3 separate regions of the Homo sapiens genome follow, and regions 1 and 2 are each linked to region 3. The links are chromatin loops, found by intact Hi-C in ENCODE. Cell type or tissue: OCI-LY7. All regions are shown on one strand.

Region 1 (2,500 bases), 640 kb before region 3:
ATACTTTAAAATTTTGACATTTTACATAAAATTTATTCTTTCTGACTTTTCATATTATAAATATCAGAAGTCCTAGTAGCATGAGGCCAACCTTTGTGCATGACTACAGAAAACTGAGTTGGGAAGCAGTTTAGTGTCTGGCTGTAATGACAGGGCATGGAGTCTCCAATTCATACCATCCCACCATTCTTTAACATTCTTAAAGCCTGGGAGGCTTTCCAATTTGTAGCTTATATTTAGCGTATATATAAAAACTATATTTTTAGCTTATATTTAGCTTATATATAAAAACTATATTTTTAATGTCCGAAAAGTAGTCTTATATATAACATCCATTCATAATTGACTGTGTTCCAATAATCCCAAAAGGTTGAAAGATTTATTCCGAATTGGCTGTAGCAACTCTTTCAGGTGCAGTTAAATAGGGAAGAAAGAATGCTGATAGGGCAGTTGATGGGAACAGGAACCCCCCCAGATGACCTGCTTCTTCCTTCCCAGGGAGGGCTTCAGGGTGCTGGTCAACGAAACTGATAGGAAGCCCTGGGACCTTTGTCTTTCACTTCTCTGTGGATTTTTTTTTTTTAGGGGCCCGAAGCAGGTGGCTAAATTTAACACTATCTAGGGAAATGTGTGTTAATCTATCCTAAGAGAGATGTGATTGTCTTTAACAATCGTTCTCAAATTTTAACAAGCATCAGAATCACCTGGGAGGGCTTTTTAAAACAGATTACTGGGCCCCATTTCCAGAATTTCTTATTCAGTGCATGGGGTGGAGCTGAATAACTGGCATTTCTAATACGTTTCTCAAGAATGTTCATGCTGCCAGTCTAGGAACCGAGTTTGAGAAACACTTGCCTATTGACATCTGTAAGGAATTTTTTAGATTCTTCTGGACACTGTAAATGCTATATTTATTCAGAAAAGGTCAATGAAGGTAGCACCTGCTAGCAAAGCTCTTGATGGTATTCACTTGGCAGAAGCTGAATTCATGAAGAACTACAAATAATTATTAGCCTATACTACCACCTCTTACATTTCTGCCCCAGTCATACCTCCCATGAGAATCCATACACTATGTATAATATTGTAACAGAACAAACGACCAAGAAAAATAGAGAAAATACTTGAATCATCATTTTCTTTTTCGTAAGAGGCCATATCTTTGATTTTTTTAATTGGAAAGGATCTTTGAAACCACATGGTGGCAGTGTAATCACATGAGTGACAGTCTCATGGCGCCAGAGTTGAGTTTCTGAACCCACTATATATTAAGAGATAATTCTGAAAGCTAAGCATCTGCGATTTCGGCGTAAAAATTATTGGCCTGTAAAGTATAAATGACAAGTTGTAGTCATATGCCTCTACAAAAGGCTCAAAGCTTTCAATATTTTTACAATGCCTCGGACAGAATACATTTTTTCCCTTTGCTGTTTCATAGTCACAAGAACAAGCAACAGATCATTTCATGCATGAGCTATGTAACAAATTCAATCCAAAATAACTCATGCTTCAGTTTATTAAATTACTGTGATAGCAGATTCACTTCTACACTTTAATCATTTTTGATAAGTAAATTTATTTTTTTCTTTAGTATTGCTTAATTTTAGGTATTTGCATGCTCCATGTTTCTCACAACCAAGTAAAATTGAACTTCCTCAGATTTGATTACTAAAGTATCTACTTAGGTCCTTCCTTTCTAAAGTGAGGTTTTTAACGACAGCAATGAATCTTTGGCTGATTTTATTTTGGCTGGTTGACTATTAGTCTGTGCTGTAATCCAGATAGTTCCAATGTAATACAACATACACAGAATTCTTAGATGAACAGAGTGCGGTTCAAGTGCAGGGCATATTTAGCTCTTCCACTCCTTGTCATATAACAAAACATTCCACACCATTTGCAGAAATGGCAGTTTCCTGTAGGTAGGAGGGCTGGTTTAATATTAAACATTGAAAATTCTCCCTTATTTGCATTTTGATATAGTGCTTTTGGTCACCCAAGGAATAGAAACCATCAAATAAGATCTTTGCAAGTGCCAATAGCTATGGATGTCAACAGAAGAGAACAATTAATCCAGAAGCCTCCCTTGCAATAAAAGATTTCTCAGGTCCAGTTTGCTGACAAAATCTACCTTTTCCAAAGGTGATGGTTCTTCAAGACACCAGTACACAGACTTCAAAAGAAGAAGAAGAGGAAGAAAGAAGAAGAAGAAGGAGAAGGAGGAGGAGGAGGAAGAGGAGAAGGAGGAGAAGGAGAGTAGAAAGAAGAACAGAAGGAGGAGAAGGAGGAGGAAGAGCAGGAGGAGGAGAAGGAGGAGAAGGAGAGTAGAAAGAAGAACAGAAGGAGGAGAAGGAGGAGGAAGAGGAGGAGGAGGAAGAGGAGAAGGAGGAGGAGAAGGAGGAAGAGGAGGAGGAGGAGAAGGAGGAATAGGAGGAGGAGGAGAATGAGAAGAAGAGTAGGAAGGGAAAGAGGAGGAGGAGGAAGAGAAAAAGGAAGAGGA
Region 2 (2,500 bases), 480 kb before region 3:
CTAAAGACATATTATTTAGGGAAATCTGACATACTCCTCAAATTACCTTCCTATCCTGTAAGATTTCTTGTTTCTTTCACAGGTAAGAGGATAGAATTTCCAGGAAAGTGTAGGAGATATGAAACAACTATGTTTTCTTTTTTTTGTTTGTTTAAGAAAAGATAGCAATAATTTCTACTTGCTTGTTTTAAAGAAATCTTATTACTTTCCCCCCACTCTTAGATTCAAAAACACATCAGTGACCTCAGTTTTTATTGATTTTTCTCTTCACGATGAGTCATACATCCATGCTTTCTTGCATGCTACTAATTTTTCATTGGATTCCAGACACTGAATTTTACTTGTTAAACGCTGGACAGCTCTGTATTCCTCTAAATATTATTGAGCGTTGCTCACAAATGTAGTTGTTTCTTGGAAACAGTTTGATCATTTTGCATCTTGCTTTTAAGACTTGCTATATAAGACATGAATAGTTTTCAGTCAAAGGCTAATAATACCAAGGAAAGCCATTGACTATTCATTCTAGTGTTTTGTGCGTTTTAAGGTTTTCTTGTCTGGTTGATGAGAAGAGGGACGATTCCTATCCTTATGTGAGCATTATTGGCAACTGTTTGTTCTCTCTAATATTTTTGAGTGCTCCTTTCTCCAGCCTTGTGTGACTTCCTCACATGCATGTGTTGATCAGTACTCTGTTAATACTTGAGGAAAACCCTCTGCTAAGTTTTGTGTCACTATCATAGCTGCCCACAAGGTGCAGATACGAGCCTGCCTGCAGGCTAAAACACTTAAAAATGGGAAAATCACTGTACCCTCTTCTTCCAACTTGATTTCCTTCTACAATCTCTCTATTTTTGTGCTGTCAGGTAATTTAAAACAAAATAAACAACTATGTAAATATTGAGTTTATTGTTATTTGTGAGAGTTTCATTCTGATTGGAGCTTATACAGCCATTCTAAAAGTGGCACTTTCCCTTCCACTTAGATAATACCTTTGTAGTGTTGCCCCCAGATCTTCACTCTATCACATTACCAAATACATAGAATTTAGTGACTGAGAACATCAACAAAATTAGTTGTATACCAATTAAAATATATAAAATTATAAAAGTGGGACTCAATTAAAAATTCACATCATTTTCTTCTAGTAGACATAATCTGTTTTATTCTTACATCAGTGAAAAATGCCAATTGTTGATTCTTTGTAAAATTATTTTAGAGAATTAAAATATTTAAACATCCCTTATTTATCAAATGATGTTGTGATTATTGATTTCATGAGAATAGAATTTGTCTTTCATTTATTCTCAAATATTAGCTGTTACAGTGTTTCTTTAGCTCCGTCACCCAGGCTGGAGTGCAGTGGCGCGATCTCGGCTCACTGCAAGCTCCACCTCCCAGGTTCACGCCATTCTCCTGCCTCGGCCTCCTGAGTAGCTGGGACTACAGGCACCTGCCACCACACCCGGCTAATTTTTTTGTATTTTTAGTAGAGACGGGGTTTCACCGTGTTAGTCAGGATGGTCTTGATCTACTGACCTCGTGATCCGCCCACCTCGGCCTCCCAAAGTGGTGGGATTACAGGCATGAGCCACTGCGCCCGGCCTACGGTGTTTATTTTCAATGAATATTTGTTGAGTGAAAGTAAACCACTGGTTATATACTTGACGAAACAGTGAAGTTTTGACTTCATTTTGTCACTCTTTGGATATTGTCTAATTAGGGCTTCCTAGACCTTAAAATGTACCCAAACTACCTAGGAGTCTTGTTAAAATGATTATTCTGATTCTATAGGTATGGGGTAGGGCCTAAGAGTCTGCATTTCTAACAAACTCCAGGCGATGTTCATGTTGCTGGTCATGGATCACACTTTGAGTTTCAAGAGCATAATAAGTAGTACTTAAACTTGGGTGCATAAGAATAACTTGGGAAATTAGTTTAAAATGAAGATTCTTCAGACTTAAACTCCACATTTTCTGATCCAGCAGTTTCAATGTACTGGGATCTGCATTTTAGCAAGCTCTCCAGGTGATTCTGATACTGTATTCTAAGGACCACACTTAGGAAAAGATCTAAACTGTAAGATTTAAGGTAACTGTATATTAAAAGTTCCCAAATAATTAAGAAACTAAGTAGTTTTTCATTTACTTAATGCCTCAAATACAGGCTAAGGTTTAATAACAAAATAAAAAGGATGCCTGAAATTCGCTCTTTATTTATATTACAAAAGCTTGAATTTGCTTTACATGTTTGTGAAGATAAATTGTGTCACTTCTAATGCCATTTGTTTTTTTCTCCTAGTAAGAAATTTTATTAATAACACTAGAAATCTCACTGATTTATCCAGTTGCAGGCTTTGAAAGGACCTTAGAAGATAAACTACTCCAAACGATACACTATAGGAGTCGCTTCATCAACATTTTTAACAAATGGCTATTCAGACTCTGATTAAATACTTCCAGCTGTAGGGAGCTTGCTGTTTTATGTTTCCTATGTCTTCCTA
Region 3 (2,500 bases):
ACATTTATTCAGAAATTGTTTTTTCTCCCTCCAAAGAAAATAATAATAATAGTTAATATCTACTGTCCCTTTATCCACATTCTGTTACCCTCGATAAGTCATTAATCAGATCTCCAAATTGAAAGAACAACTCCTTATAGAATTTACCTCACATAACATTTTGATTACATTTTGCCAAATGGATACATAATCATCCAGTAAAGAGTGTTAATTTATAAGGTGGGTGGTATTTTTTAAGCCATTACAATTTTGCTAAAATTTTAAAAACCCTCAAAGATTCTTAAACTGTATCATCAGGACCATCAGCTATTAATTATGTTGATTGAACAAAAACTGTCTATTCTACACTTAAAACATAATACAAAGAAGATACATTTGTTTTAATAACTTAAATGTTCATCTATGTTATTTTTGCTATATCAATAATAATTAGATTTTAAAATGGAAGAAAAATACAATTACATTTTAAAATTGGGAAAGAATGGTTAATTTTACTTCTCTGTTTAGCTAGGATACTGAATTCATAGATTCATTTTTACTTATATTAATTATCATTTTGATAAAAGACAGCAATGGTATTGTTATTCTTGCCAAAATGAAGTTCAGTAACAGAACCTTAACACTGAGAAAAGAACAGTGAAGCAAACATGACTGAGTGAAAATGACTGAGTCCCTGGGAATATTCGTGTCCCTCATTTAGCTCTTTAGCACGATTCTAAAGAGGAAAAAATAAAGACCTTTTCCCAGGAAAGGTTTCTCTCTCTCTCTCTCTCTCTCTCTCTCTCTCTCTCTCTCTCTCCTTCCCTCTCTCTCTCTGCCAATAAAAAGCAACACCACCACAGATTCTGGGAAGTTGGTGTATGAATTTTCATTTGTTGAACTTGCACCGGAGGCTGTGCTAGTCTCAGAATAGTGGAAGGTTTGGATTTCTCCCCCTCAAAATTCGAACTAATATTTAAAATATAATGTTTTGGTGCCATCTGGTGTATAAATTGCAGGTTTGCAGCTTCACTTAAGCATCTAATAAAATGCTTCTGAGGAAGGACAAAAGAAAAAGCCAGAAGAATGAAGAAATTATTAATCTTCACGTGTCACAAATAATGTGAAGCCAGTCACAAGATATGCTGGGAATTAGTGGTTACGAGATGGAGGAGAGGCAGAAGTCAAGGTGGAGGGACGAGGGAATGGGAGCAAGTGGTGTTGAAGCCAAACTAGCAAGAGCTCAAACAAGGACAGAGCAGCAGTATGGGCCTCATGTATCAGGAGGGCCACACATTGTTGTCTGAGTCAAGGTCACAAGCCTAAAGCATCTGAGCCACCTGAAGTCTATCTGGGCAGCTGGACTCCTTCTGGGATCCGTGGAAAGGTGGGAAAGGTCAAATCTTAGGGGCCAAAGGTCATTTCCAGCAAATGACTCTGGACAGCAGCAATTGGTCAGAGTCCGTGAAGACTCAGTTTTCCCAGTGGAAAATAATTGAGGCAGAAATTGAAAAATTGGGGTAGAGTATTGGCAGGAACTGAGTTGAAGGGTCAAAGCTAAAATTCCATTGCCAAAAATCTCTGGGGATTCAAAAGTACCTCAACTCAAAATTCATGTGCTTTCCCGTCATCAATCAAACCCTAAAACAAATAAACAATTAAACAAATAAACAAACTGTTCCTAGTCTTCCTTTTTCAAAGATGGCAAACTATCCAGTTTCCAAGCCAGAAAAATACAGTCTCTTCATGGCATTGCCATTTCTCATGTCCCATATCTAGCCAATCCCAAAGTCTTGTTGATTTCTCCCCTTAAATAAGTTTTGAATCTGCCCATCTCCCATCACTGACACCACCTGGTTTAAGCAACAACTCTTTCACCTGGTTGACAACTTCCTGATTTCTCCACCACCTTCCACTTCTCCTACTTCTAACCTGCTCTCCATAGCATGGTCAGGGCTGTAGTTTCAAAATGCAATCTGATTATGGTGCCACTCTTACTTAAAATGTTTCTGTCACAACCCCCCTCCCTTAGGATAAATGCCAAATTCTAACATGTACTGCAAGTCTCCACATGATCAGGCCTCTATTTTTCTAGTCTGTACTCTGCCTTGCCCCTGTGCACTCAGCTCTAATCACTGTGGCTTTCTTCACAGCCCTTTCTTCCTACTGCAGGATCTTTGCATATGCTACTTCTGCAGCCTAGGCCTTCCTCTCTTCCCACTGCATCTAGTTAACTCCTATTCATCTTTCAGAACTCAGCTCTAGATCCATGATTCTCCCTTGCCTTTTTAAGTAAAAGCCCCAATCTTAAATTTTAATAGCTCCAAATTGTTGCGGGAAGTCAGGGACCCTGAACGGAGGGACCAGCTGAAGCCATGGCAGAAGAACACAAATTGTGAAGATTTCGTGGACATTTATTAGTTCCCCAAATTAATACTTTTATAATTTCTTATGCCTGTCTTTACTGCAATCTCTGAACATAAATTGTGAAGATTTCATGGATACTTATCACTTTCCCAAT

The links. Peaks named below come from ENCODE experiments on the same cell type or tissue, not always from the same donor. Only the 100,000 strongest peaks of a DNase experiment are listed, where the experiment ranks them.
Region 1: a loop joins it to region 3, with 21 times the contacts of the local background. A loop is called at or near these places in 89 of 110 quality-filtered maps.
Region 2: a loop joins it to region 3, with 2.5 times the contacts of the local background. A loop is called at or near these places in 2 of 110 quality-filtered maps.

Annotation. Positions count from the first base shown.
Region 1 is chr3:168,846,186-168,848,685 of GRCh38, reverse strand. No RefSeq gene overlaps it. Among named protein-coding and RNA genes, the nearest start is that of LINC02082, 55 kb to the left of the region's middle. In OCI-LY7, CTCF peaks have their summits at 995 and 1,201 (motif pointing right); a DNase peak (open chromatin) is centred at 1,225.
Region 2 is chr3:168,694,030-168,696,529 of GRCh38, reverse strand. It overlaps the pseudogene EGFEM1P. Among named protein-coding and RNA genes, the nearest start is that of MIR551B, 140 kb to the right of the region's middle. In OCI-LY7, no CTCF peak of the experiment used is centred here; no DNase peak of the experiment used is centred here.
Region 3 is chr3:168,209,990-168,212,489 of GRCh38, reverse strand. No RefSeq gene overlaps it. Among named protein-coding and RNA genes, the nearest start is that of GOLIM4, 120 kb to the right of the region's middle. In OCI-LY7, CTCF peaks have their summits at 780 and 979 (motif pointing left); a DNase peak (open chromatin) is centred at 979; H3K4me3 peaks cover 402 bases; H3K27ac peaks cover 477 bases.